Regions from separate parts of the Homo sapiens genome. Here region 2 is linked to region 1. A link is a loop called in an ENCODE intact Hi-C map of the cell type or tissue named here. Cell type or tissue: endothelial cell of umbilical vein. All regions are shown on one strand. Links, peaks and the distances in the headings refer to the core of each region. The heading gives the core; the rest is flanking DNA.

What was found. Peaks named below come from ENCODE experiments on the same cell type or tissue, not always from the same donor. Only the 100,000 strongest peaks of a DNase experiment are listed, where the experiment ranks them.
Region 2: a loop joins it to region 1, with 5 times the contacts of the local background. A loop is called at or near these places in 3 of 110 quality-filtered maps.

The regions. Positions count from the first base shown.
Region 1 is chr11:94,783,530-94,799,364 of GRCh38, reverse strand. It overlaps AMOTL1 (angiomotin like 1), which reads right to left. Exons shown (of 13, transcript NM_130847.3): 2 at 4,205-4,354. Among named protein-coding and RNA genes, the nearest start is that of AMOTL1, 23 kb to the right of the region's middle. RefSeq lists enhancers at 9,508-10,008, 10,009-10,509. In endothelial cell of umbilical vein, for the core only: no CTCF peak of the experiment used is centred there; DNase peaks (open chromatin) are centred at 4,554 and 4,934; H3K27ac peaks cover 3,148 bases.
Region 2 is chr11:94,726,756-94,742,590 of GRCh38, reverse strand. It overlaps PIWIL4-AS1 (PIWIL4 antisense RNA 1), which reads left to right and starts at 2,236. Exons shown (of 5, transcript NR_135093.1): 1 at 2,236-2,373. It also overlaps a transcript of AMOTL1 not described here. RefSeq lists an enhancer at 7,565-8,237. In endothelial cell of umbilical vein, for the core only: no CTCF peak of the experiment used is centred there; a DNase peak (open chromatin) is centred at 9,730; H3K27ac peaks cover 1,657 bases.

The sequences.
Region 1 (15,835 bases), core at 66-8,065:
ATATCAGGCAGCTCCACAGGAGATATATGTCTGTGACTATGTGGTACATAATTAACATTCTAACTACAGCAACATTTAAAAATAAGATTTCAAATGCATCATCACCTCCATTTACCTGGCAATGTCTCATGGAATTTTCTTCTCCAATTCAAAGCGAGTCTACTATTCTGCACTCCCTCTCCTCTGCTTCCTCTTAAACATTGTTCCATCCTTCAACCCCTCCCTTTTCTCTAATCTCCCCACCGGTCCTTTCTCTTCATCACATAAATATACCCAAGTCTTTCCCATTTAAAAAAAAATACAAGAGAAAACCAAAATCAAACCAAAAGAAACCACCTTTTCTTGGCCCTCCCATATACCTCTAACTACCACCCTGTATCTCACTTTTCCTTCTCATCTAGTTGTCTTTGGTAAGTACCCTACACTTGCTGTCTCCCCTTCCCAAATGCTCCATCCACTAACCTCCCCACTGCTCTGACCAGTAAGCAAATCCAATGAGAATTTTCCAGCCCTCATATTATACACCTAACTTTTCTGAAGCATTTGACATGGTTGGTTACCCTCTTCCTGCAATGCTCTCCTAATTCGGCCTCCAGGTCACCCCTCCTCTTGGTCCTGGCTCCTGCCTCTCTCTATGCACCATCTCTGGCTCCCTTCTCTCCACCTGTCCCTTAAATTCTGGTGTTTCCTACAGCTCTGTCCTGAGTGCTCTTCCACCTTTATGCGTCTCCCAGTGACACCACACCTACCCCTCGTCGTCAACTACTGACTCATGACCCATACATCTACAACTGCCAGACGATGGCCCTGAGTCCTTCTAACTCAACATGTCTTCCTCGCCCAAAATACTTAACCACCCATGCCAACCCCTGTATTCCCTGCCTCATCTACTTTCTGTCAAGCCAGAAAACTGAAGGTTTTCCAAAATTCCTTCCTCTCCCTTTACCCCAACATCCAGACAGCCACTGCCTGTCAATTCAACCTTCTCAACATCTCTGCCAACCCTCTTTCTTATTCCCGTGCCAATCTCCAAGTTCATCATTAATAACTTCAATACAAGCATAAGAACTACTTTAAACATGTATATGATGTGCCAGGTATTGTACTAAATTCTCTCCATGTGTTATTTCATTCATTCCAAATATAACACTAAGAGGTAGATAGTAATTCCCTCACCTTACAGAAGAGGAGAGATGTTCACAGAAGGTAAATTGCCGAGGCCCCCAGGCGGGAAGAGGCAGAACTGGGATATGACACCAAATCTGTGTTCATTCCACATTACAAGCTCTCAGCAACACATACCCAGGTCATTCCAACAGCCTCCTTATCTATTTCCCTGACACTCATCTTATTCCCACTTCCAAACCCACCCCTCTGACCCCAATCTATCTGGCACACTACCTTGAAAGATTGTTCCAATAGAGAAATCTAATCATGTCACTCCTCTGCACCAAAATTCCTCAATAATCAATTACAGGATGAAACTGATATTCTATCATATGGTGTAGCAGGTACTACCTACCTATCCAACAACATTTCATGCTGCTCCCAACTCCCACTGGCAATCCTTTGGCGTTTAAGCTCCAGCAATACTTATGTACATATAGTTTCCAAGACATGCTAGCTCTCTCCAGCCTCTGGACCTTTGCTTGCCTTCCCTCTGCCTAGAAAAATGCATCTCACCATATCTCTTGGGAAAATTATTGGACAAGTGATAGCTCCAAAACTACCTTCCGAGTAAAACCTTTCCTGCTACAGCCCTGCAGGCCTGAGCCTTTTTCTCCAATGTCCCCACTCCATTTGTATATATCTCCATTGCAGCAATTCTCACAGTAGATGGCAATTATTTATTTATACAAGAGTCTAAACTCCTCAAAGGCAAAGATCATGTCTTCGCATCTGGGTCTCCCCAAAACAAAGCCCAATGCCTGGATGTCATAGGGGCTCAGATATTTAACCAATAAAAGAATACCTACATGAGCTCCATGAAATAAAAAATTTAGCCCATTTCACAACAGGACTATTAAGTAGTGCATTAAGGATATTATTATAGCATTATGAAAGTAGAAATTCTACCACTAACTACTGGCATGACCTTAAACAAATCGCTTTCCCTCCCTGAGCCTCAATATCCTCCTCTATAAACCAAGAGAGCTGAACTAGATCATCTCTAGGCAGCCTTCACTCTTACAGATTCATGTAATGATGGCTCTATGTTTCATGTGTACATACGGCACATCATTTTCCCAAAACAATCTTTCTTCCCCAAGTTCATCTTTTCTTCCTATAAATGGCATTCTCAAATATGAGTCATCCAGATAGAAGTGTCATATTCACTTCTGACCTTTTTATCCTTTGCTCTCCACATTTAATCAACTGCCACGCTCGTTTTTCTCAGTCTACAGTGAAATGAGAAAAAAACAAAGGTGGTGTGATATGCTTATATACAAGATATATACATATATGTATATTAATACATCTATATGTGTATGTAAATAGACATATGCCATTAGAAGGTTCATAACTGCCCTTTTTGGGGCAAGAACTGTCAAGGATCACATCCCTCCTACATTTTTGGTATTAAAATATGAAAAAAAGGTGACAGCAGATGACATTGTTACTGTCCTTGCAATAGCAAAATACTGTAACTCCGTGATGGCCCCCTAATTTTCATTAAGAAATTTCACATTTATAACAGTTACAAATCACAACCAAGCCCTAGTTTCTACACCAACAAGCTCCCCCATCCCATCCGTTCTTCCGTGCCCTCAGCCACTCTACGGGTTCCAACTCTCCTTGCCAGCCATTTAGACATGCTGAATGGCCTCTCAATATCTCTTGCCCCTGGCTCCTTCTCCTTTCAATCCATATTGCATTATGACCTGTCTTCCTCTGCCAGATTCAAACTCCCGGGAGCAGAGAGTTCTGTTTGTTATATTTATGTGTTGCCTCCCCAGTGCCTTGAACCCTGTCCTGATACACAGAAGGCGTTCAGGACATGATTGTTGAGGAAATGAAGGGAGTTTACACACTGGTTCCTGAAGCTCAACTTTGATCATAAGGCTCTCCCTGTCACCCTTACCCCCAAAATCTCACCTCTGTGGCTTCTCTGAACCTCTCTCCTCTGAAAAATGGAGAAACTTTCATATCTGCCTCATAGGAATGTATGTGAAATAAACTGAAATTTATCCCTTACCGTCAAAGAATCAATATTGTAACTGAGATATAAACCCAAAGTTCAACAGCAAAAAAATTTTAAACAATAAAAACAAACTATTAAAACTCTACACAACATGAATTGCCAAATATTTGTAATAAACCATTAACTACCCAAGGAAAGACAGATCAATGTGGGTTGGACTGGTCTGCTCTTTCACTCTACCATATTTACTGAAAACGTGTTATAGTTCAGGCATTGGGACAGGTGCTGGGGTTACGAAAGTAAAGAGGACACAGTCCTCCCCTCAGGGTAACTGATCTGAAAGACTTAATGGAACAAGCACATTCAAATAAAAAAATTTTAAAACATTTTAAAATAAAATGAATACAACTTCAAATCAAAATATATTTCCAAAGGAGAATGATGTATTTGGATGAATAATAAAGGAATAGATCTCAACAAGCATGAAAACTATTGAATTCCCCTTTCACTGAAGTAAGAGAGAGATGAGTTATAAGCATATTTAGCAAGAACCATGACATCCTTCCCTAAAGTGGTTTAAAGATTCCCTCACAGTTTAACCAGTCTCAAAAGCCCTCAAAAAGAGATAGGAAGTTTTTACAAAGGAGACAGCTCCTTCCTTGCTATAGTTCTGAATTACTTCTTTTAACTTCTAAATTATTTGCAAAAAGAGATAAAAACAAAAGCAGAGAAGGAAAAAAGAAATGAGATTCTGAGAAAGGGGAGAAAAAAGTATTTAGGAATCAGAGAAAAACTGAAAATAAGTGGTATAATTCTGAAGTTCCTACATGTTTAGGTATGATGCTCTCAGACAGAGTCACATATTAGAGTAAAGCAGTCTATTAACACCATAGCAAAACATGATTAAAAATAAGGCATCTATGAACAGACAATCAATAATCCAATATGATGATTTAAAAAACAAGATTAGAGAATAAACATCTGAATTATGCAAAAGAGCTAAAGATGAGAAACGTAAGATCATTTTGCTTTTCCAACACAAGTGCCGGTAAAAGGACTTACCAACTTTTTCCCTGATGCTACTGGTTGCCTCCACCGTCAAAGCAGATGTTTCATGCCTCCCAGAATAGAGCTGAAAGTCTGGGGAAAAGTAGGTGGAGTCTTCTAGAACCTGGACAGGACTACTGGGGCTATAACAAGCAGAAGGGGACCCTGGGGGAAAGAAAGCGAAGTGAATATGAGTGCCCATCAAGTCCTCCTTCCTTCCTGTGTGACTCACAAGAACCCACCAGGCATTCTCCCACAGTGTTTCAACTTGGCAGAGGGAGCTCTTTCTTTTTGATTCATAAAATTCCAAAGTTACTATTCAGAATTATCACAAGTCCAGCCACCCACCAAAATGACCCGTGAGGTCAACATAACAGTCCTCAAGACACACTGAGTGAAGGCGCAAATGCTCTAATGTTCTCACACAACCCGGTTCCAAGGGTTGCAGCAGCACCAGCGAAAGTCAAGTCCTCTGCGGGACTGAATGTGTCACAAAGTTCTGAATGGTCAAGGTTGAGGACAGAAAGGAGGGAAGCAGGGAGGCCACTGAAGGAAAGCAAAACAGGAAGAGCAGCTGTCTTTCAAAATACATAAAAGATACAGAAAGGAGTGGTCATTCTGCCACACCATGTGTTAGCAAGAGAATGTGCTCTCTGCCCCACTCAAAGACTTCTGGAGTCTAATGTTACAGTGTGGAGCTGGGGCAATGGGGTCTGGTCTTCTGCCAAGCACTGGCCTTTCAGCTCCAGTTTATCTGCTTCACACACAAACTGGAGTGTGCTTCCTGTTCCAATTAAATGTGACACTGTGTTCAGTCCTTCAGTCACTGAACATGAGATAGTACTACAGTAACACTGATACCGCACACACAACATCCATGGGAACATTCAGCAGGACGGGCCCAGGCTGTTTTCCCTCTCTGCACTGATTCCTCTGCATGGGCACCAAGTTTAAGGCTCTTTTCAGCTAAAGTAACTTATTTTACTCTGGGGAAAGAATCATAGTACTTTTTTAAAAATTAACATCCTTGCTCAAAAGAAAATTCCATTAAAAGAAAAAATCCTGTTTTTCAGCAATGGCTTCCAACTGGTAATTTGAAACTTCTCACTAGGTTTGTTATCTACCCATTTCCCACAAGGCCATAGCTAGTGGTAAGTGACTAATTATTGATACCAAACGACCATAAGATGGGAATGTCCTCATCTCCTTCCTGAGTTTCTTTGCCTCAACATATGAAACAGTATTTGCGTGTGTGCTCACATGTATTACAGGCACATTTTGGACTAGAAAGAGAAAGGATTCTGACAAGAATTTTTTTCTTATAAATTAAAAATAATGTAGTTGTAATGCCCACTTTAAAGATGAACATAAACCGAGTACGGATGATACTATATGAAGATCAGTCTAAAACTACAGTTCCAATGCATGACAGTATCTGTCAGCCTTCTCCTTTTGGCCAACCTACAAAGACTAACCTGAAAAGAAACTCAGCCCCTTTCCGGGCATCATCCTCTACGTCTATAAATCTAGAAGCCTAGGGCTAAAATTAGGAATCATGGATGACCTGGATGCAAAGGCAAGTCCTAATCTGGCTTCCTCTTTCAGGCAGGTGGAAAACAGTGGAAAATGAAAAAGGTACAAGGTGCAATTCTGGCTGCACATTAAAATCACCCAAGAAACTTTTAAAATCTCTGTACCCAGGAACCACCCAGATCTATTCAATCAGAAGCTCTGAGGATAGGGCCTAGGCACCTGTATTTTATACAGCTCTTCCAACAATTCCAATGTGGAGCGAAACTGGGGAAGCTCTAAGCAAGAGGGAGAAGAGCAACAGAAAAACTAAACCCCAAAACACCTTTCTGTGCCTTCATTCCCATCCCTCCTACCAAATCAGAGTAAGAGAGGAGTTGAGAGCCCATATGCTTCGATCAAAGAAAGTGTGATGTTTTCTTAAAATAGACACTGAGTCAGGAATGCCATGTGCCAGCATATTACAACTTCAGATGATTCTATCTAGTCACATGACTAAGAATGTTAAATGAAAACAGAGCAAACTGATAATAAAACTGAGGTCCAACTAAAATATATATGTGTGTGTGTATATATATATGAATATGTGTATAAAGAAGAGTGTAGGGCTGTGTGTGTGTGTGCTTTCAATGTGGAGCTCAGTATGGATCCCAGCACTAAGCCATTCACTGTCACTACAATGTCAGTATGAGTTACTTTTCCACACTTTATCTCATGGTCTGCTAACTAAGAGTGGGTTTAAGAACTCCAAACCACAGAACACTACAAAGAGGGCAATCCTTGAAGCAGGGCCGGAGCACAGAGGACACCAAAGATATGCCTTTTCCCTTCACCACTGTTTCCTCAGTGTCATGAAAGAACTAAAGCATTTCACACACCCCCACACACACCTGAATTCACACTGAAGGACAGGATGCCTAACTATTAAGACATGTCAAAGATCACTTAGGACTTCTTCACACACACCCAGGGTCCTGCACGTCCACTGAGTTACACTCCCACTGCTGCTGACCACTCCTCAGTGCTGAAGAAAGGCTGGAGAGCAGAGCAGATGACAACAGACCCAGCAGATGGACATGCCCAGGTACCATCCACTCGTCTAAAGCCAAGAGACAACCAACCGGCTGAGCTGTCCCAGCACTGACACAGCCTGAAGGAGTCACTTTATTTATTTATTTATTATACTTTAAATTCTAGGGTACATGTGCACAACGTGCAGGTTTGTTACATATGTATACATGTGCCATGTTGGTGTGCTGCAACCATTAACTCGTCATTTACATTAGGTATATCTCCTAATGCTATCCCTCCCCCAGTCCATGTCAGTGTCAGGCCCCGGTGTGTGATGTTCCCCATCCTGTGTCCAAGTGTTCTCATTGTTCAATTCCCACCTATGAGTGAGAACATGTGGTGTTTGGTTTCCTGTCCTTGCGATAGTTTGCTCAGAATGATGGTTTCTAGCTTCACCCATATCCCTACAAAGGACATGAACTCATCCTTTTTTATGGCTGCATAGTATTCCATGGTGTATATGTGCCACATTTTCTTAATCCAGTCTATCATTGATGGACTTCTACTAGGAGTCACTTTAACTGCTAGCTTTCTCACTTGAAAGACAAGGAAACGTGACAGTAATGTGAGTCACAGAGTCTACCCCAGATTCCGGGGCCACACAACAAAAATTTAACAGAGGTCGCAGTTCCATTCTACATGTACCTAATCCTTCCCTGCCTATTTTAATTCACTGTCTTCACTGGGAACTCCTGCAACACAAATTGAGTCTACTTTCTTAGGCAAAATGCAGGGCACATGATCTAAGCGACAAGGTCAAGGATATCTGAAATGAGGAATTGGAAATAAACCTATGGCATGAGAGGGACTGCTGTTTTCTATGTCAAAAGTTCATGGCCAGGAGCGAGAGCTGGGAGAAACCACAGAAGCCTCCCAGATACCATTACCACCCAGAAAGCCCCTGCAGAGCCTGGCTCGGTACCAGGGGCTGAGCAATGGTGCCAGTTTTTAGGGGAGCCCACAGCCTGCCAAGGACCCCCCTGGCTTTACAGTTGTTCTGTGTACAGTGTAGCTGCCTGTAGGGGCTTCATAAAGACCATTCCCATACAAGCACTTCTGGACTTTGTAGGTAACTTTTAGATATCTCTTTCAAACCAGAACCTTATCTAAGAATCACCACTCACAGCTTTAGTATGCATAGGGAAAGTGGCAAAAGCAATGGAAAACAAGCTAAGGTCTGAGTAAAGGAGTCAGCTCTCTGGGGAGTCTCCCACTGGGGAGGAGAAAGTACAGTGCCTAGGGCCCTTAACCTGAAGAAAACCTAAAGATCTGTTTTTGCTGCACTCCACAAAGGATGAAATTCTAACATTCTAGTTTAAGGGTACAACATTTCTGCCTTATGTTGCCTATGACCCATTTCACCAAGAATGGCTCCTTTTTCTTAACAAAATCTGCACGTCATTTGTCAACATGAAAACTCCTTTGCTTCTCTCTCTTTGAGCATGACTGCTTTTTTGGCTTGCTTTTCTGAAGCACTGAAAACTTCCTTCCCATATGGTTTTATGCATTGCTTTCTTTGTAACAGAGGCCTTTAGCTAATGTGACTCTGAGCAAGACTATTTTCCCTACTCAAGAGTGGCAATAACAACGGCTTCATTGTTGAAGGGAAAAAAAATGAATTAAGGTGAATGAAGTGAGTTGTCTGGGGGAGGCAAGAGGAGCAACAGAAACCGTGGTGAGCCACTCCTCTGATTCACCTGCCACTGGAACTACTAATTCCCAAGGGTCAGTTCCTGAATCTGTCCACAGGCCATTAATACAACAGGCTCAAAGTCTCCATGAGGTTTAAACCCTGGAGGACGTGAAACTGTCATTCCGCTATCATACAATACACACAACTAGGAAGTCCCTTGTCCTTAAATTCCACTGCCGGCATGCCACTCCCTTACACATAATGATTTGGACTATAACTTCAGGGTGGAATTTTTGTGGTTTTCAAGGCTGTCTCTAAACAGGGCCCCCTTTAGCTGTGCATAGTCCTGCTGGTCCCCTCAGCATCCCAGCATCCTGTGAACATGTCATCCTCATTCTCCAAGTGCCACCTTCTGGCTTCACATGCACCCCTAACTACTCTAAAGTTCATCCTAGTAAATGTACCTCTTCAGTTTACCGCCTCTAGAACGCCTCTCAACACCATCCCCCATGCCCTGACTGATCTCCCTTCCCTCAACTGTCACCACACTTATGATCTGAGGCACACAAAACTTGTGGTACTTAAATTTCACCTGCCTAGTATTTTGCAGTAGTCATTTAATAGGCTGGTGTTATGGCCCTGGTGAAGTCATTACCCTTTGAAGACAGGCAGTGTACTGTGTACTTGCTAATTTCTGCAAGCATGTAGCATGTAAGACATATGCTTCTTACTACGTGCTGACTGATGGCAAGAACATGGCGGTATTCTCTGGAATGTTCTCAGTACCAAGTAAGAGTTAAAGAAAAGACAAAGATCCCTCCAAAGCCAGTCTCTATGAGAATTCCAGATAATTCCTTGTACCTTTCAGCTCCGTAAGATGAGGGGGCCCTTACTCTCCCCTATGCAGCAAATACTAGTGCTTTCAACTCTACAGGCCAGCGACCCATTCCTCAAAGAGACCACTAACTGCAGAACAACTCCCAGGTGTTATGTCACCAACGGGCAAAGCTTTCTGCCAGCTACATGTAATCCAAAACCTCCTAATGATTTAAAAACAATTTCACTGTCTAGATTACAATAACCTCCTATAACTTTATAACAGAGATTTTAACCACAGCAACAAACAATTCTGTGGCTTCTATCTTACCTTTCAAAGAGCTAAGGAATTTGCTGAGTGTGCCAGCAGCCTCAAAGTTAAATGTAAGCCATCAAGCCTTCTGATTCCGGCAGAACTCGAGGTTTTTCTAGGGAGCCGAATACTCCGCTCAAGGAGAAGGATACCCTGGAAACAATGTTTTCAAAAGGGCTGGAGAACCTATGACCAGTACCTGAAAAATAAGGGCCAGCCTGTTTAGGAGTCCTCATGTGAAACCAAGCCAGCTCATCTGGATTAGCTGATTCACAATCTTAAGGGCAGCACTGACAGGCAGCAGTGCCTCCTCCAAACACCTGCATGCAACACATGTTTTTAAAAAGGAAACAGTGCCGGGCACGGTGGCTCAAGCCTGTAATCCCAGCACTTCGGGAGGCCGAGGAGGGTGGATTACTTGAGGTCAGGAGTTCGAGACCAGCCTGGCCAACATGGTGAAACCCTGTCTCTACTAAAAATACAAAAATTAGCCAGGCATGGTGGCGGGCACCTGTAGTCTCAGCTACTCGGGAGGCTGAGGCAGGAGAATCACTTGAACCCAGGAGGCAAAGGTTGCAGTGAGCCAAGACTGCGCCACTGCACTCCAGCCTGGGTGACAGAGCTAGACTCTGTCTCAAAAAATAAAAATACAGAAATAAATAAAAAGGAAACAGTAAGCTCCACCACTAAACTAAAAGCACTCCCTGGAATATGCTTTCTCACTCTCTTTTCCCCCAAGCAACCATTACCTGAAACCCGAGGTTTGGAGTTGGGGGTTGAGGGGTGGGGTTTACAAGATTCCCAACCCCTACATGGCAGGTCTTTTGAATGGGCATCAAACTTGAATTCTAAACCCTGGACCAATCCATATGTTCCAGAAAACAAGTGAAATCAAGACCCCGACACCTATTTAACTTAGACTCTCTCTGAAAGTGGAATGTGTGTTGAATAACTTCAAACTTGTCTGAAGTTTAACTTTGTAATGCTTACTTAAAAATCTTTGAGATATTATCAATATAAACCAAAATGCAGAGCACATGCTTAACCTTTAAAGTAACAATTGAGTCCAAGAGATCACTGTGAGTGGAGCTATAAATAGCAAGAAATGAGTAAGACTGTCCTTGGCCCTTAGGATTTTACGATTTGGTTCCAGAGACCAACGTGCACACAACTACCCATTTTTATTGCAAAGTATGTTAAAGGAACATACTGCTTTGGAGTTCCATGAGTAATCATTACTACCTGTTGACTGACGGAAGGGACATAGAGCTTCAGTGACAAGGAGAAAGAGATATGTGGGCTGAAATTGAACCGGAGGGAAAATGAGGAGGATGTTAATCCACTGTGGGGTGTGGAGAAGGTGGTAGTGAGGGAAGATCGGCCCAACATGGGAAAAACAAAAGCATAGGACTGGGTTATGAAAGTGTTGTCTCTTTAAGGAATAGAGAGTTCAGCGTAGCTTAGTTATGGGTAAGGAGAAGGGGGTTAAAAGCATGAGTACATTATTTTCCTAACATGTTAGAGCTGGAAAATAAATTAGAGATTAGGTAGTTCAACTTCCAACTATTACCTACCATGTTCCCTTCCTGATAGTCACCTAAGTAAATCCTTTCAATGTTAGGGAACACTGAACTCACTGTCTAAGTCTAGGGGCAGGTTCTATCTACCTTCCATTACAGAAGCCAACCCTGTTCCAGCAGTTAGAACGACCTAGGCTCAGTCAACTGGATGTGCACTGAATCTTGAGGAAATGATGCAAGGACAAAAAGGTGTTGATAAACTACCTGCGATAGCACTATCCCCTGGAGTCCAGGAGCAGCAGCAGTCTCTATGGTGACCTCACCCTAACAAGACAAGTAGCGTATCTCTGGCTGGGTTCCCAGTGGCTATCTGCCTAGATTCCTGCCCATTTTCTGAGCCTTCCAATTAATTTGTGAGCTGCCCGATATATTTCCAATAAATTTCTCTTTTGCTTAAGTTACCCAACGTCACTTTGTGCTTCTTACAATCAAGAATCTCTGATAGACTTATTTTTTTAAGCAATTGTTCTGATTCTCATTCTAGTACAGCATTTTGTTTTGTATCTTTTTTTTTTTTTTTTTTTTTTTTTTTTTTTTTTTTTTTTGAGACGGAGTTTCGCTCTGTCGCCCAGGCTGGAGTGCAGTGGCGCGATCTCGACTCACTGCAAGCTCCGCCTCCCGGGTTCACGCCATTCTCCTGCCTCAGCCTCCCGTGTAGCTGGGACTACAGGCGCGCGCCACCATGCCCGGCTAATTTTTGTATTTTTAGTAAAGACGGGGTTTCACCGTGTTAGCCAGGATGGTCTCGATCTCCTGACCTCGTGATCCGCCCGTCTCGGCCTCCCAAAGTGTTTGTTTTGTATCTTAAGTACTACATGACTTAGCACTATCTGCCTGGAATTATAGTAACTCATGTACATTGCCCTACCTATCCTTGGCACCAACCTTGTGCAAATACCTGTGAAAAAGACTTGTAGTTCCCCGATGTCTTCTTCATCTAGAGGGCCTGTCTACCCTTACAAATCTATGAAACTTTTACTTTGGCACATACTAAATGCTAAAATATATACTAATTATGAGAAAGTCTTTTGAAGCTCTATTCTAGTGCCACTTCCTCCAGGGAGTCATCTTTCCCTCCTCCCCCCAATTTCTATATGCTACTCAGTGCTCCCCAAGCATTCTATGCATACTGATATCATAATGTATTAAATTGCCTGTGTATTTAGTTTCTTTCCCACCCCTCCCCCCTTAACTCATAAGTTTATAACAACAGAGACTGTGTCTTATTCACCTTTGTATCTCCAGTTACTAGCAGAAATAAGATCACAGCAAGTACTCAACACATATTTATTTTACCAATGAATCGTCTGCATATGTTCCTAGTACCGAAGAGTTTCTGACACATCATGTGGACTCAACAAATACATTAGCTTAATAGATATATTCAGATACATTTTAAAATAACTAGTTATAAGCATGTTCTTACTACAGAGCTTAGCTCAAAGTTAAGTTTGCCTTTTTTAAGGCCCTTCAAACTACTCAGGAAACGAAGGTAAAAGCTGTTGCGGGGAAAAAGAGAAAGCCACCTAGTGCTGAAACAGGTTAATTACAAGTGTGCTGTGATCCAATTGCACAAAGGCTTTGTACATAATGTTAGAAGTAACATCTTAAAACTTAAAGTGTAATAATAATAATAAAAAAGAAAAAAAGAAAAAAGAAAAAAGAAGTAACAACCACACAGGGATTCTGTAGCTTGAGCACAAACTCACACTTCAGAGAAAGGCGTGCTCCCCTCCTCCTCAGCCCCCACAGGCAGGTCCTGAGCCCACAGGACTGTGCCCTAAATGCGGCCCTTGCTTGGGCTTCCTCCGCAGGTCTGGGCACCGGGGCAGAGGCAGGAGTCCTCTCTTCTCACTTGCGGTAAATAAAAAAAGGAATATTCCCAGTCCCACCTCTCACACAGAGTCACCGTGAGAATGCAGTGGCAGTATCCATAATAAAAAGGCTTTCTCTACAAAAATAATTTTTAAAATTTAGCCTTTAACATAAAATCCAAAGGTCCTTAAATATCTTGACTCAAATTGTATATAGTAACATTATAATATATATTTTATGTTGATATATTTGTTGCTTAACTTATCTAAAACAAAAAGACTGAAAGTACCTGAACTCGAGATTCTTTTCCTCAGATAAGTTTTAATAAATAAACCCTATATTTAATTAAGTTACTGAAATTTAAATAATCTTTCATCATAACCTGTTTGTTTATACCTATATAGAAGTAAGTATCTCAGGACCACAGTAGTATTCTTTTGGGTGGCTCTGGCACACACTGTGGTCCCACTGAGAGTGAACAAGTATTACCAGCATGTAATACTCAATGCAGACAGTAAGTACTTAATATTTTTTGAACAAAGGAAAACAAACAGGATAGAAAGCTTTAAAATAACCCTCCAGACATGAAATGACAATATGTCTGTATAATTATGCTCTGCAAAGCTCCCTCTCTCACTCCCACTAAGAGAAAGGAGCAGTTCAGATACTTCCTGTCTGCCACGGATTCCTCCAGCTTTCCGGACCCTATTAGTGTGTATTGTTGCAGATGAGTGACACTGGGATATCTGTCAGGCAGCGGCATCCCACAGGGACTGGGACTCTCTCAAGAGGCAAGCACATTGCTTCTAATCACACTCACCCAGCTCCTAAATCAATATGCGTTCATGAATGAATTACATAATTTAAACAACCAATATCTCCAAGAAACTAAACATCCCTTAAGTAATAAAGAGTATAACCAATAAGAGCAGGAGCTACCATTTATTGAGTGCTTATTAGTGCCAGGATGTTATAAAAATCATATTATTTATCACCACTCACTCCCATTTTGTTGATAGTGATACTGAGCTCACAGAGGTTACATAATGCCCAGAGTTACAAAACCAGCCAGCAACACTGCTCCTCCAACAGAAAAGCTCTTTTGACTACACCATTCTGCCCTCCAAAGACCCCTCAATAAATGCAAACTAATTGTAAGTCTTTTTTTTCCCACCAAATTTCTTAGATTAAAATTAGGAGAGTTGTAATGAAATATTCTTAACTTGTGGATAAAGGGGAAAGGTCCTGGGAAAGTTTATTTCTCTCCATGTATGAGGCAGAGAAGGATCCAGAACCATTCTCTTTGTGTTATTTTTTATAAAAGCTTCAGGGAATAACAGGGCACTCCCTGCCAAACACCAGAACACCAAGACAATTGATGAAACCACCCTTCCTCATCACTTCCATCTGGCTGCATATTATTTTCTTTTCTTTTCTTTTTTTTTTTTTGCACATTATTTTCATGGCTGTGTTGCCACTTTAACAATGAATCCCAAACTTACAGTGTGTCAGAAACACTCATGGAGCTTGTTAAAAACCTCACTTCCAAGTCCCCACATCAGACCTGCAACACTGGCTTCACCACAAGTATAGACCAGAAATGATGTTTTTGGACCATCTTTTACAGACAATTTGAATGCAGTCAGGTTTGGGAAGTTTGCACTTCTCTGCCAATATAAGCTCTTACACAACAAACATATACACTCCTGAAAAGTTGTGGTAAACTGAAATTTTGTAAATAAATCACATTTTAAGTACAAAATGTGTTGGATTTAATAAATCCAAAAAATAATGGATAAGTAAAGGAGATTAAACTCTTTCTAGAACTAACCAACCAACCTGCAATAATTCCTTTAGTAATGTGAAGAATACTTCCTATAATTTATTACTTTTCAATAAATTCAGATTTAAAGTCAGTAGTTTTAGTGTCCTATATTTTATATGTGCAAACCTGAATGACTGGGTATGAGAATATGGCTATTTCAGTCACATCTAAAATACTGTTAAACAGAAAAAAGGTGATTATATTAATAACAAAAACTATACACTCATTTCAACAACATGATGAGATAAAGCTGTGAAAATGCCTAGCATACCATACATAAATGCTTGATAAATCTGAAACTCAAAAATCCTCTGCTAAGAATGGGGGGATAATCCTCATAAAGTTGTTATGAGGATTTAAGTGAGTTAATGTGAACCAACTACACACTAGTTGGTTGTAGTGGCCAACTGCAGCCAAAAAGTCCCAGTAATACAAGCAGCTATCTAGTTATAGGGAAGAAAGACACAGAAAGAAACATTACTGAGCATGACATGCTACAAGCATTATCTCAGGTAATCCTCATATTCCTGAGAATTAGGTTTCTTTTTCTCCTTTGTACTATACAAAAACAGGAATGACAGGCCCTGGGTCACAGGGCTCATAGCCATAAGGCTAAGAGGCAAACTCAATTTTGACTGCTCCAAAGCATTCACAGAAAAAAAAAAACAAAACAGATACATGTGATAGTAGGAGTTACAAAGGATCATGGGTCGTTGGCAGCAAAAGGCAGAATTATTCACTCATCCATTTGTCCATTCAGTCATTCATTCCACAAAGATATATGACAGTGAGCATCTGCCATGGGCAAGACAGTGCTAGATATAAGACCCAAATCTGAAAGTCTATCAAGAGAGACAAACACATAAAGCAGAAAACTGTCTAACAGTGCAGAAATAACAGTATCAAGGAAGTGTGGAGTGGTGAGCTGGGATACCAGTGCCCACATTCATCTCAAAGCACACACACAGGATCTAGAACTGTGCTTGGGGCTATACCTACTTCTTTCTCCTCTCTGACCTTCTTGTTTTGGCTCATGATACCCCTTAAAAAATCTGTCTAAAGC
Region 2 (15,835 bases), core at 4,868-12,867, 62 kb after region 1:
TTGAAAGGATACTCATATTTATCAGTGCCTCATGGGGGCAGTCCAGTCTGTAAGTCCCAGAGGGAGATATGGAGATGAAAAAGGGTCAAATACCTGGGCCTTCCTGAAGCACAAATCATTCTGTGAAGGCAAACAATTTAGTAGTTATACAGTCTGATTTCCCAGAGCAAGCAATGCTCATCCTACCATTGCTTATGTTTATGTACAATTTAAGAGGACCAAATGGCTTCGTCGCACTGTGGAGTGTCAATGCTGGTGTCATTAACATACAATTATACATGCGTGGAGCAGATCATCGAGTACCTGTCCTCTTAATAAATCACATCATGAAAAGCTATGGTTTAGATGTCACTTTCATTTCATAAAATGATTCACCACAGTATGTCTTAAAAGCTAGTTTTGCTCATGCATTTAGTCTACAATTCCACTGATAGAGATGTGATTGCCTCGCAACTTGTCAGAAACACATCCTCTGAATAAAACATGGTACTCCTCCCAGCCACAGAATGCCAACCTTGATCCAGATCTATTTTGGGCGCTTGGCTCCTAGAAATGAATGAAAGTCGTTGTTGAGGTGGAATTTTGCTTCAGGTCCTGTGGGACTTGATGAGGACATTCTTCCCAGCACAAGAAGCTGACCAGGGACAGGGTGCCACAGCTGAGTGTGTTACTGAGGATAAACATATTTAAACCGCTGTTTGTGGACAGTTCCCCTCCTCCTTTACTGTCAACATATATCATAAAATAAATCCTTTCATTTCATCTTAGGAAGGCAAGATATTCAGGCTAGTGATGAAAGAACAGTAAGGAGAGACTTGATAGCCCAGACCAGTAGCAGCTAAACTAACCTTGAAAGCAGAAGAAAAAAAAAAGAGAGCCACTAAGCCACCGAGTGAGAATGGGTGGCAGGAAGAGTTAGAGAGATCCTGCCCATTCGCATTTCCTTCTCTTCACTCTCTCTTCAGCCTGTCTCTTGACAAGAGTGTCCCGGTTCACCCATCGCAAATCTCCACTTACCATGACAGGCATGAGGATGGAATGTCCTATCTCGAGACACCTACAGGCTAACTGAGGAATAGAAATCAGGGAGGGAAGCAGCTCCTAGGTCTTACAGTTTAATGATTACACCGCCGTTTTCAGCCCCTGACTTCATTAAATTCAGGGTAAGGACGACCCACACGACGTCCTTCTCGTGCCAGGTACTTGGCAAGTCAGAACCAGTCGCCGCTGTGTCCTCCCGGCAAGATGAGCGCAGGTTTCAGAAGCCCCAGCTCTGGAAGTTTGCTGTGCCAGGCTCCTCGGAGCAGCACCACTGCCCCAGACGAACACGCACACACACGCACTCACACACACACACACGCACACGCACGCACACACACACACACGCACGGCTCATTGGACACTTGCCCTGCCACCCCCGAAAGCACAGCGCCGAGGAAAGGCCGGTTCCGGCCGCGAAGGCAGCAGGTGTCCCCTGACCCTTTCCCTCCGCCCTCCAACCCCAGCCCCATCCCTAGCTGAGTTCCTATGGACGCCCCCCAAACTCGCAGTTCTCGGGCAGAATTGCGACCAAGAAATAAAAGACAAAATGAGCAGACTTACCTAACTCGTCTGGGCTGTAGGATGCGGGCGAGGCTTCCACAAACTCACTGTCTGGGGGAGAAGAAAAGCAGAAAACAACTCGAATCGCTACCATTCAGGACGAACCCGCACAAGCACCAGCTCAAGCGCAGGTCCCCGGGAAAAGCGCGGGCTTCTCTCTCCCAGCGCTCAGAATCCCTGAGCCGGAGGCCCCGCGGGATTCAGACCGCCAGATCCCCAGGGAGTGACAAATCGCCGCAGAAACTTGGGGGACAACTCGGCCCTGGCACCGCGCGGCTTCCAGGCGCGGTCAGGCGCGCGCCAACTTTCCCCGCGTGCCACCCCGCGGCTCCCCCGGCCGGGCGCTGGGCCGCGGCCGCATCCTCTGCCCTCAGCCCGCGGGGCGCATTGCTCTGTCTGCCGGGCCTGGCGCCGACGCCCCAGCGCCGAGGAGCCGCGAAGTTTTCCCGCGGTCCCGGGGGCCCGAGGGCGCGCGGCGGCGGCGGCGAGCACCCCTCGCCCACCCAGGCGCCCCGCGCATCCCCGCTCGTTGCTAGGCGACCGTGGCCGTCACGCTCCGCAGAGGCGCGCGCGGCCTCCCAACTCCCGGCTGGCGGAATCCTCCCTAGTCCCCGCCCCGTTTGCCCATTTTCCAAAAAATCAGAGCATAACCCGTTCTAACCCGATTCCCTGCTCTGTTATGTTATGTCTGCCCTCCTCTGATGCTTGGGAAATCGTTTGTTCTGTGGGCTTCTCCTGAGGAGATGGACGATTTTCAGAGCTTGCAGAAAGGTAGGAGGAGACCCAAATGCCCCCCAATCCCCTCCTTTTGGAACCAGAATTCCAACTCCAGTCCAACATTATTTCCTACTCTTCAAGAGATCACCTGGCTCAAGTGGGCAAAGTAATATGAGCTGCATTGCACAGGTTGGGAAACCGAGGCTGAGAAGTTGTTAATTTATGCGTGACATCATTATGGTAGGGGTATGTGAGGGAGAAGTGGGGGAGGAGAGAAGAGCAGTGCTCCTTCTACTCTATAAAAGATTGACTGCTTTCAAATACAGAATGTAGAAGCAATGGTTATGCTCTGAGAACTGTAAATTCTAAAATAATTAATGTAACACTGTGAGAACCTCCCCCTCTGAGTCAGTAGCCTGATAACTTGGACAGATGTGTTATGTATCTCCCCCCAGCCCCCAGGACTGACTGTGACTGCTCTGCATTAAGGGGGCGAGGGTGCTGGACTTGGGGTGTGCTCCAGAGAGAGCCCCGCAGCTGATGGCCCATAACAGGGTCAGTGGGAAGGAAGGAACAAGTATGGAAATGGTTGTCCTTTCTCCATCCTTGGAGGACTATTGGAGGGTCAACAGTCTGGGCAGCCTCCTGGGGGCCTTCTATTGTCTCAAAGTGATCAGAGCACCAGCTGCAGCAGCCTAAGGGCCCCGATCTGAGCCAATGTGCTCTCATCCTGTAAACACTCAGCCATCTCTGGCTTTTCCACTGTCAGTTTTTGGTTTACAAATCACCATGAAGGACAGAAAGCCCCTTCGGCCAGCATTGCTTAGGGAGCCCAGGGAAGCAGGGGTGGGGCTGTCCTCCCCAAGCAAGGCAGCATTCTTGAGCTGCTGAGCCTATCTCTCCAACCTCTTCTTTTTCCTGCTTCTTATAATCTGAGCTCCCAAATCCAGGAATTAAATATGTTTGGGTGAGGGTTTGCACTCATCACTCCATCCCCTCCCAACTCCTAGAATCCTCCCATTTGTCCTCTGGAACTCATGGTTCATCGCTAGCAAAATCTATATATCCTCAGCCTCCTCTCTGAATGTTTCTTTCAGTGTTGTGCTCTGACCCATACCTGGCTTTCCTTGAAAATAACAGGCTGCATTACTTGCCTCCTCTACTTATTTCAGCCATCTATGGATCCTCTGGTTGTTCTACCTCATTTCTTGAAGATAATGGCATCTGATTCACTGTCACTTTTCCCAGTATCATTCCTGTGATTATTCTTATTTTTCTCCATCTACATAGTCACACTCTGATCTCTCAACTCTTCTGCATCTTATCCCTTTCTTGACCTGCTCCAACCACACCAGCCCCCTGCTGTCATAGCGACACCATGCATAATATCAAGGTGAAGTAATCCACTCTCCTACCTTTCCAGCTTATCCCCTCTGTTATTTTAATCCAATGTGTCCTTGACCCCACCAGCATCTATAATTTACTTATCCATGACCTTTTCTCTGCCCCTCACTCTCCTCATGACCCTCCTTCCTTCCTTATGGACTTTAGTTTCCAGTTTCATTATTATTTCTCTCTTACTTACACCTTCAAATCCATGTTCTGCTCTCTTTCCATGCTATTTACCTGGTGAAAACACAACCCTAGTAAAATATAACTCTCCACCTTCTTTCCATCTACACCCAGCTAAACATGATTGAAGAAGCACAAAATTGGCTGGGCATGGTGGCTCACATCTATATTTCCAGCACTCTGGGAGGCTGAGGTGGGTGGATCACCTGAGGTCCTGAATTTGAGACCAGCCTGGCCAACATGGTGAAAACCCATCTCTAGTAAAAATACAAAAATTAGCCAAGTGTGGTGGCACATGTCTGTAATCCCAGCTACTCAGGAGGCTGAGGCAGGAGAATCGCTTGATACCAGGAGGTGGAGGTTGCAGTGAGCAGAGATCACGCCATTGCAGTCCAGCCTGGGTGACAGAGCAAGACTCCGTCTCAAAAAAAAAAAAAAAAGCACAAAATTATGCTCTCTGGTCTTATTTTCGATTCATGTCCACTAAAATCAAATGGAGCTAGTGCAGCCCAGCAATCACTCTGCATTTGCCTGTTTATTTACTCTCCCGCTCTCTTGTTGCTATGGATGAATCATCTAAGGCCATTATGGCCTCCTGTATGGATCAGATCCCATTTATGTGGCTTTTCCCTCTTCCCACCTGGATTAATATTTTCTTCTGTCCTTGATCACTCCTGTCAGTATACAGACATACTACTATGATCCTGTCTTTTTAAAAATCCTTTCTTGACTCTATGTATCTCCAGCCATTACTCCAATTCTCATCTCCCCTTTACAACAAAATTCATTAAAATAATTGTCTACACTGATAGCACCCATTCTCCATTTTGCTCTTACAAGCAGCCTAAATAGGTTTCTACCTCACTCTGCCAGAGTAGCTCTTGTCAAGGTCAAGAATGGCTTTGCCATTGCCAATTCCAATTATCAGTCCTAGATCCTAACAGCAGGTTTTGACCTGCTGATCTTATGAGTGGATGGGCTCAGATGGGCTGTCTGCAGAATCAGTCTCCTCTGGTTTCCCATAGAATCAAGCAAATAACATTTGTGTCTCAAGAGAGGTGACCTATAGAAGGCCTTGGGATCAGCCAGACCTGGGTTCTAATACCTGTTCCAATACTAGCTAGTAACTTAATTTCTTTCAGCCTTAGCTTTGTGTAAACATGGAGATAATAATCATACCTAGCATACCAATGTGGTGAGAGTGCAATAAACTAATGCACTTGGAGCCCCTAGGAGAGAGAGTGTCACACTGTAAAAGTCAAATAAACATTAGTTATTATTGGATGCCATGCTCCTTTACAGCTGACACAAATGGACTCTTTTTATCCCTTAACAATTTTGAGTTACTAAAAGAAGATATTAACCACAGAGTATGTTTACATTAGAGGAATGTTCGTTGTCTCCAACTTTTAGTTTGCATTCCAAGAGTTGGCTTGAAGGCTGGTTACTTGGAGCTGGCAACAGGTTTACCCCTATGAAGAGCGTTGCCAGTGCTCCACAGGGTGATTAGGTTCTGGAGCCTGCCAAACTGTTCTCACAATGGACTTGCCTTCAATTTGTTCATATAAATGGATGACTTGTAAACTAGGAACTATCCTTACAACATTTTAGTTATTTGAATTTCCTAATCAACTGAGGGTTAATGAGAAAACATTTCTCTTGTTTCAGTATTTGCTGTTGAAAATTCTCTAAAGTCAATGATTCCAATTTTCTATCTTAGGAAGTAGAATAGAGCCAACAATAATGTTTCATATTAATTAAACAAACATTTATTGGGAATTTACCATGCTTCCAGCGCTGTGCAAGGCACTGCAGACACAGAGATGATCAGTGCCCTTCTAATAAGGGATTCCATGACAGACCTTATTGAATCTCAGGGCAATGTCCAAAGTGCCTACCCACACTTGACTTTTATAGGTCTCTTATAAAGAAATGGTTCTGCTGGAGTGTCACTGAGTTATAATAAACAGTGCACAAGTTTACGGATTTGCATCTCAGCTCTGTGAATATTGGGTGGCAGGCATTTTCAGTTTCCTAACAATAATACATACCTCACTGGATTGTTAGGAGCAGCGAAATAGGTAAGGTATGAGACAGACCAGGCACAGTGTCTAGCACACATAGGTACATAATAAATATTCATTTTCTGGCTGGGAATGGTGGCTCATGCCTGTAATCACAACACTTTGGGAGGCAGAGGCAGGTGGATCACCTGAGGTCAGGAGTTCAAAAGCAGCCTGGCCAACATGGTGAAACTCCATCTCTACTAAAAATACAAAAATTAGCTGGGTGTGGAGGCAGGTGCCTGTAATCCCAGCTACTCAGGAGGCTGAAGCAGGAGAATCGCTTGAACCCGTGAGGCAGAGGTTGCAGTGAGCAGAGATTGTGCCATTGCACTCCAGCCTGGGTGACAGAGTGAGATTTCGTCTCAAAATACATACATACATAAATAAATGTTCATTTTCTTCCCACATAGAGGGCTAGAGCATGCCAGATTGCTCTCCTTTTCATCCCAGGTGGCAGGTGGGCCTCCTGCTGCCATGGCCCCAGCAGACAGCAAGAGGGAGTCCCTGCCCCTGTTTCTAGGGAAGCATATTTATTAGAGGTGGGACGTATGGGGAGGAAACGACAAGGTGGAAATATTTCTGGAGCTCAAGAGGAAGTTTACCATAGAAACAGATTATACAGGGGCCTGGTGTCTAATGGTCACTGTTACTATTGCCATGATATATCGTGAGTTGATGGGCTTTTGGGAGCTGGCCTGGGAACCCAACTCCTAACTCTAATGTTCTTTCTTTCCTTATATTATTGTAAATGTTTTAATTTTATTTTTATAATATAAACAAATAAAATGTGTTTGCTGTAAAGGAAAAAACATTTGGTATAGATGAGTATAAACTGAAAAATAAAAGTCTCCTTTCCTGTCCTCTCCTAATCTCCATCCGCAAACTAAAAACCATCCACAACTTCTTATGTGTCCTAGTAGGAATTTTTAAGGCATATTCAAATGTGTATACGAATTGTTTAAACAAGTTGGATATTATTATTATGGATTCCAGATTAAAGGCAAAAATTTCTAAATGAAATTTTGCTCCACTCCCAAACATAAGCTGGGGTATGACTGTTTTCTGTTTAGGAAGGCAAGAAAGTATATTAAAAAGTCATAGAAGAAAAGTCTTATCAACCATTAGAAAACAGTAAAATCTTAAACAAAATTTAAGTGTTTAAAGGGTAACACATAACGCTTCAGTTATCTGGAAAACTCAATCAGCTCCCTCGTTCCTCAGTAAATGAGGTATGGTTATATAGCAACACTGGACATAATGCCAGGATCAAAGGAAATCTTAGCTGCATTTCTAGAGCTAAGAGCACACTCTACATACTTTTTTGGGGGTACAATGCCCATCACAGATATTCTGCTTAGTGTGCAGGGACTCCAGCTGTAAGCCGGGAACCTGCCCTGTAGCAGTCTGGGAATGCCATCAAGCCCCTGCCCAGCCTCTGCTGCAGAGGTGGCAGGGTCTGCTTTGACTGCAGGCTCTACTTGGAGGAGCAGACCACAGGAGGGCCTTTACAGGCTGTTCTCACTCAAGGGGCCCCCAGGGGTTACATAGCTACTTGATGGTGTTCAGAAGAGGAAGAGACGGAGTCTCACACAGATATGCTTCTTTCTCCAAGAGATGGGTGAGGGGCTAAATGCCACATGGGGAGAAACTTTATCCAGCCAAATGATGCTATTAATTCTCTTTGCAAGAAAGAGCTGCACAAATGCCATAATAACAAGTTAAGACAGTAGCTAGGGCCCACTAGGATGTGTGTATGGCCTTCCCATCCCCAGCCCCCAAGGAAATCACCAATTTCAAGCATGAAAGACAGAAAGAAGTGAGCTGAGCTGAGTCATCTCTCTGCCTTCCTCTCCTTCCTGGTATTGCCCTTTGATCATCTTCTCTGCAGGTAGCCTTCTCTCTCCTGGAGGCCCTCTGCTAGTTAACAGCAGAGCAGAGCGGGGAAGCAATACCCGCTCCTCCTCCCCTCCTCTCCCAGGGGAGCATGGGCAGGACTGATTTAGAGGGAAGAGGGGCTAAGGCTGCCTGAGCTCAGCATGACTCTCTTCTGTTATCCTTGTCTCTTATCTGCACCTCCTAGGACAAGCCAACAGATAGGACAAACACATGCCTATCAGTAAGGTTTCATCAAAATGAAATTTGCAATTGATTGGTTGAAGCATTAGCTCCCAGGCTGAATTGGCCCAATGGGCATTTCTTGTTCTCTAGGATTTAATAGTCTTTCCTTTTAGCACAGCTCCACTTCTTTATAAGACTTGATGAAAAGGAAAAAGAAAACACAGCTGTTTTATTTTCCCTAAATGAAAATCAGGCCTCAGGTAACTACTTTGTTTCGTAATTTCCAGAAGACAGGAGTGGGCTCCATAGGAAGAATAATTAACCATATCTCACCTAAAAAAATCATTATCCTAAGCAGAAACAATACAGATGTTGTATGGATCTGCCTCAAGGCCAGCGACCAAGAGATGAAATGAAATTAACTCTGACAGGAAGCCAATGGTTCATTTTGGTAAAAATGCCAAATGTGTCCTCTAAAAATTCCAAATATCAATGCAGGAGGTGCTATCAACAAAAGCAAGGTGTTTTGGGAAATATATAAATAAATTAAATTTGTCCCATTCCTGCACTGCGTTCCCCACCAGATTCCTGTTACCAAGTATAGTCCAGAGAGGAAGATTTAAAAGAATCTTCACTCAATATCATATCAAAGGAAATAAAATCTGGCTGAGCCAAGAAGCTACTAGAAGGTGTACTTGGACATGAGTCAGAATAAAGAACGATTCCAAAAATACATACAAGAAAAGGTCCCTGCAGAGGAAAATCATACACTTCCGACTTACACTCAGATCTATTGAGTGAAATCAGACAAAATACCCAGTGTTAAGATTAAGGACAAAAACATTTGCTGCAATTGAAATCTATGACTAAACTATTAAAAAACAAAATCTGTAGGATAAATGTGAGTTTCTGCTGAAATGCAGAGACCATGATCTTATATTTCCAACCCAGCATCTAAGGCAGAGGCCTGAGGGGGAATTGCTTCTTTCAGAGCTGCAAATCGAGTCTTCTTGGACCACACAGAGGCTTCTCTTCTTTCACAGAAAAGTGGTTTTCCCAAGATGCTATTGCCTTAGCAGTCAGCATAGTGTGGGTGGTAGAAAGAGAAGCAGGAGACCTTGCTGTAGCCCTGTTTTTGCCACTAATCTTTAATAAGTGTCCTAATCTGCTTATACTGTGCTCTTCTCTGTAAAACGACAGTTGAAACAGATGAGAGACTTTAAGGAACTAATTGAAACAAGTGCCAGTAGGAGATCACAGATAATGGATTCCATTATATGCATCTGTTCACTACAGAGTACGCAAGAAAAATAGACAAAAAGGATCAAACTTCTCAGAAAGGTGGAGATGCAGAGTAATGTTGTCCTTAGAAACTGACAGACAGGAGTAAAATGGATAGAACGCAGCTCTGGAGTATGAAGACCTGAGTGTGAATCTGCTGTCTGAGCTGGGCTTAGTTAGTTTGCCTTTGCAAGACTCAGTTTTCTCATCTGCAAAATGGAGATAAGACTAACTACTTCACAAGATTTCAATAAGGGTTTGAATGCAATGAAATCATGTACATGGCAATGTTTGGCACACAGACTGCTGTCAGGAAAAGTTGCCTCCTTCCTCCTTGACCAGTGTTAAAACTCTCCCTGACCCTGAGAGGCTTCAGAAAGGAAATCTGCTCCTTCCTGTTTATATAACCATAATGGGAACAGTACCACTGAATTTCTATGACGCACCTGGCCCACGCTGCCAGGCCGTGTTTCCCAGACTTCCTGCCTCTCCCCTAAAGAGGAGCTTAAGCAGGTTGAGTTCCCTGGGAAGCATGGATGACAGACAGCAGGATTCCCAAACAGCTGAGTGAGCACATCTATAAGAGGAAGAAGAAATATTTTATAGATTTGCTGAGAAGGAACTCCTCTTCCGTACCAAATCCCCACATACTTGATATGGCTGGTGGCCGAACAGCCCAATCAACTTGTAATGCAACAGTCAGAAATGCGACAGTGGCCAAACACTGTCTCCCTTTTGTTTCATATGTCAGGGACTGCATGTGATTTCTTTTGGAAAATGTGCTCCAGACCTTTAAAATGAGTTTGAAAACCCAGTGGCCCAGATCACTGGGAATATTTTTAGGAGTGTCAGAAGCAGGAGTGGAAGAGGGACTTCCCTTCAGAAACTCCTTATCACCCCCAAACATCCTGGGTTCACAGCTAGCTTCCTGGAAGCTCTCCTACCCAATTGCAGCCCGAGATGCTCTGAGGATAATAGAAGGGCAGATGTTGTGTGGATCTGCCTCAAGGCCTATGACTCAACAGGATGACAGAGACTCCCTGGAAGATAATGCAATTCTCTGTGGACTGCAGGAAGCCAACAACAAAACCCCAAGGTTTGGACACTCCAGGGCTTTCTCTGGTACTCCACTAGAAATGCAAACCCCACCAGCCCATATTGAGCCTCAGAGATAGAATAGCTGGCACTAGCCAGTGGTGGGGAGAGGTGAGGTAGGGAAATGGAGTGTCGAGGAAAGATGCTTTGAAGCAGGTGGGTCAAGGCCTTGGCTATGCATGAGCTGAGATGGCTGTAGGGGAGAGCCCTGCTGTGAGCTTGGATGAGAATGCACATGTTACAACAGCACTGTTTATTTTCTGGCCCTGCTCAGGGCTAGTTTTCATTTTAACTGTGACAAGCAAATAACCAGCAATACAAGTTTGTAAATGGACCACCAGAGCCTTAAGCTGTGAAGGCAGAGTAGGGAGTGTTGGAGAGGGAATTGGAGGGACAGAAGCCTATGGTGGCTAGGATTGGACTGATCTCAGTTTAAATTCCAGCTCTGCCATTTGTGAGCTGAATGATGTCGTACAAGTTTCTCAGCCTCTTCAGGCCAATTTTTTCATTCATGAACTCAGAATAAAGCTGTTGTGAGAATTAATTGAGATAGTCTATATCTATACAAAAAAGGCTTAGTGTAACATCTGGCAATATTATATATCTAATAAATGGTTAAAATATTTTTCTATAATTCGTCCATTTCTGACTTAGCTCTGGCACATTACACTTCCTCTCCGAGTGCCAGTATCCTCATCCTACTTCAACACCTCACGAGGTTCTCATTTTGGCACCTGACTCTGTCCTCTGAGGACCTGCACCTTTCTTGGATCTCATCCCAGGCCTCTGAGAACCACCTTAGTATCAGCTGCCCACAAGGATTTACAGATTTCAGCCACACTGATTCCTTGTGTCTGTGCTTCACCCACTGACAGTGGGTGACTGTGCTTCACCCACTTCACCACAACACTGCCCTGCTTTGTCTTGGATGCCTTCATATTTGCAGGATATAGACTGATTATCTGAACTGGAACCAGATATTATGGTATCTGTTGCCTACCAGAACTAAGCTTTTCCCTCAGCCCCAGAAGCTCGTCACTTACCCAAAAGCAGTACCTTCTCTTTAGGCAAACCTAGACACAGGTCTGGCTTCCCTTCCTATGTTCCAGCCTTGCCCCAAAGATTGCAGATAGATGACATGGTAAACTCACAGAAGGATAAGACAGAGCTTGGAGATGGTCACAGTATGGAGTTTTTAGCCACCCCTTTGTTACAGTGATCCCTAAGGCTTCTTTCAGTTCTAAAATTCTCTGGTGGATGATTCTATTGCCTAGGTTACAAAAGCACCAAGCATCAGTGGGAAAACCACACTTTCTTTCTCTCCTCTGCCTTTAGGCTTTGGTAACAAGCCTAGGGTCATTGAATCAAATGCTATAGGTGTGCTGAAAGCAAGGTGAAGTGATGTGGTGGTGCCAGAAGCAGTTGTATAATCAGATAGGTTCCCACAGCCAAAAAAGGTTTTCAATGAAGGCAGAGATATTCAGAGGATGTGGTCCCAACTGTCATTCATTCATTCATTCATTCATCCAGCCACACAGCCAGCCAGCCATCAAATATACACCATGAATTTGCCATGCAACAGTGAAAGGGGTACAAAGATGAATAAAACAAGGCATCTGTCTCAAGAAGCACACAGGCTGTTCAGGATTCAGGCAAGCACAATACAGTGTGATGATACGTGCTGTGACATGGGAATCTGCAGAGGCTATGGCAGCACTGAGGAGGGAGGAGAGACTCTCCTTCAGACCAGGATGGGGGTTGGTAGGAGGTGGTGGCAGGAAGAGATCCCAGAACAGATGACTTAAGCAGAAGCTTCAAAGATGAGTAGGAACTGGCCAAGTGGAAGAGAGATGATAATAGCAGCCTTTGCAAAGGTTCACAGGCATGTGAGGGCAGGATGTATTCAGGGATCCAGGAAGAGGCTGATACAGTGAGAAGGAGGGGGTTGCTATTAGTGATGGGCAGCAGGAGATGAATCTAGAGGGGCAGGCAGAGGTCAGATCTGGAAGGGCTGTGTGTTGAACTAGGGAGGTTTAGTTTTTTTCCATGGGGTGTGAAGAGATGCTGGCTTAAGAACTTCTAAAAAGAGGCTGGAATGACAGTATGACAGTGCACAGGAACAAATGACAGTTGGTTTTTGGGTGGAATGCATCCAAATTTCCTCTCTCAAAGCTTCCTGTCTTCCCTTTGGCGACTATCTCATTGTGTGAAGCAGTCTTGGTTGGAAGACATACCCTGGTGTAGTGCAGAAGGTCTGCAAATGTTTGTTGCCATATAAGTTACCCTGTTTTAGAGGTGGGCACATCAGAGAGTATAGTCTGTTGTTCTCTATGTCTATCTTGCTCTCGTTCTTGTATTACTAGTGCTTGGCATAAAATAGATACTCAATAATATTTGTTGAATAAATGAATAAACAACAAACAAATGGGAGACATATCCTTGTGAAAACATCTGTGAGTGCATTAACCTCAACAACCTTTCATCGTCCATCTATAGAATGGCTCCTACCATCAAAGTAGGTCTCTATCAGATTTGAGGGATGGAGGAGGGAGCGGACTCTTAGACCTGACAGAGGACCACAGCTCTGTGTCAGGGTATGGTTCTTATATTTGTATGCTCTGCTCCAGGAAAGTAACAATATCTCCATCATTTAATGCTGAGTCACATTAATTGGATAATCATAAAGAAGGGAAAGAGCTGGCCTACTCTGTTTATATTGGTTGCTTTATCCTCAACTTGAATGTTTACAGGCTGCTGAGAGGAGAAATGAGCAAAACAGGAACAGAGTGCCTAACACATGTTAGGTGCTCAAAGATGTCTGACCAGCTTCCCACCTGGCCAGGGCAAGAGCTCATTACATGACAGCTGATGGTCCTCATCATAACACTGCAAAGTGGGCATTCTTACTCTCATGTTAGAGCCCAGGGAATGACAGATTTTCTCAAGGCCATAAAACTTGTAAATAGTGAATTCGGTATCTGAACCCAGGTCTGTCTGACTTCAAAGTCCATTCCCTCTCCTCTCCACTCAGCTGCTTTTGAAAAGACAAACAGCGTGGGCACGTACTGAGTACAGTGGATTGACATAATGAGGTGCAGAAGCTGAAGAGTACCATGCTATCAGGGACATCAAAAACGGCCTTACCCGCTCTGGTGCTGGCAAAATGATGAATTCCAGCATGGGATAACCAGGCTCCTTCCTCCAAAGTCCATTTTTCACTGAGGTCCATGCTTCTAGCCCCTTGTATGTATAGCTTTCAGATCAAATGGAAGCAATCTCCTGAAATAAATAATGAATATAAAAAAGGGATTTGAATTACCACTGATGTTCTCTTTGTGAAGAGAAGCTTTCTTGAAGGAAAGTGGTCAGTTTCTAGCTCATTTCATTCCTTTGGCACACAAAGCTCGTTGTCTAGATTTGGGTATGGCCTGAGTGTGAAGTTGCTCAAGCCCACAAACCAGGTTTTCCTCACCATTCAGTTAACAAATATTTGTGGAATGACTATTGTATGCCAGGCTTTGAGCAAGAAATTTACTATTTAGTTGTGCATAGTTTATAGACTCCTAGAATTTCAGGGCAGGATATAGTGGGATCTCAATTTTATTTAAAAGATACACACTCTTCTATTTGCCTAAAAAATGACTAAAAAAACTTGAACTAATAAGTTAGAAGCAGTTTTCATTGTATTAGAATTATGACTACTTTTTATCTTCCTTGTAATTTTCTGCATTTTCAACAATGAACATGTATTGCTTTTGTAATCTCAAAAAGGTATGCAATAAATATTATTTTAAAAGAACACTTCAGAGCCAAGAGGGACCATGGAGACCAATTTTCCTTTTCCTTTTGAAAACTATAATAGAAAGGCACAGTTACAAGGGCTCTTGGCTTTCGTAAAAAGATCATTCCCACTCCATTGGCCACCACTGAGAAGGCCAGCCTGAAGAATCTCTCTATATGCAAACTGTACCTGGGCTGATTACAACTCATGGCCAAACTCTTGCCCATATTACAAAGAGATCTTGATAACGCTCTGCATGTAGCAGGTTCTCAAATGAAAGTGATTGAGTAATTGAACATGACTGATTCATCACATCTGTGAATGCAGCAAGTGGGACATCCACACAGTAGAAGTCCTGTCAGCCTAATTAGGATAGGCACCAATCATCATTTGCTGTAGTCAGCCCAGCTGGCTTAATTTGGTCTCTAGAATGCTGTTCAGAGTTGCCCTGCGGGTTCCTGCATTGCCTGCCAGACTGCAGACATGGTAGATTGACTTGTTGCTTTTTGGCTATCTGCCTGGAAAAATATGATACTTATGGGAGATGCACCAAACAAATAACAATATCTAATAAAATACTAGGAAGTACCAAAGAATGTAGTGCACTTTATTGGGTACTGCTTCTCTAGCAATTTGTGTTGAATCCAATTACCCAAAAATTTTGGAAGGGAGTTCTAGACCAGAGTGAATATGGCACAGTGTAATAGTGAGAACGTTAGACTTATCAATAAATCCAGATTTTAGCCCTGACTCTGCACTAACTGGATGACTTTGGGCAAACCAGTTACTTTCTCTGGGCTTAATTTCCTCTTGCAAAGACCTCTTCAGGCCTCCCAGACTTGCAGCCTATAATAATATGCTTTTGTATACAAAGGCTACCTATCCACCCATGTCAGTGGATTGAGGAAGCTGCATTATTTATCCGTTAGCCAACTGAGACATCAGCACACAAGAGGTGGCTGATTGAGGCTAGAAGTAGTCTGCCATTGAACCAGACACGTTCTCTGTGCAAAACTAAAAACATGTCTGGAGTAGAAATCCAATATTGGGCCATAATCACACTGGTATCATCATTTAATCAACTGAAGTAAATATCCAACATTTTATATCTTTGCTGATTATTAAATAGTATTAACAATAATACTACATCCTTAAAAAGCAACACTTATTTACAACAGGTAATTCAAAATCACTTCATTAATCTTTGCAGTATCTTTGGGAAGTGAAGTAGAGACTCCAAGAGCTTTGTTTGACAAAAATAGGCTTTAGTGATTAACCAAAGAGTGGTTTTCAAAGAAGATTCCCATCTCTCTTGGCCCAGTGGCCTAGGTACCCTCTGGCTTCCAGGAAACAGATTTGCAAGATGATATGGATGTGTGAGGTTAGGCTCTCACATCCATGATTTTATTTTATTAATCTGAACTACATAGGCCCATGGTGAGTGTTTTATTAACTTCAACCTGCAACCCCTGCTGGTTTCTCTGATGCTTGAATTTCACTTCAGCTTGGGAAAACCAAGCACTAAATGTAAAATGAAATGGCATCAAACACATGTATTTTGAGGAAGGTTTTGATCCATCACACCTGTTACTGAAATTCCAACACCTCCCTTTAGCCACAGGAAGCCCCAGAGTTGCTCAGGAGATTCTGGAGCCTAGAAAAG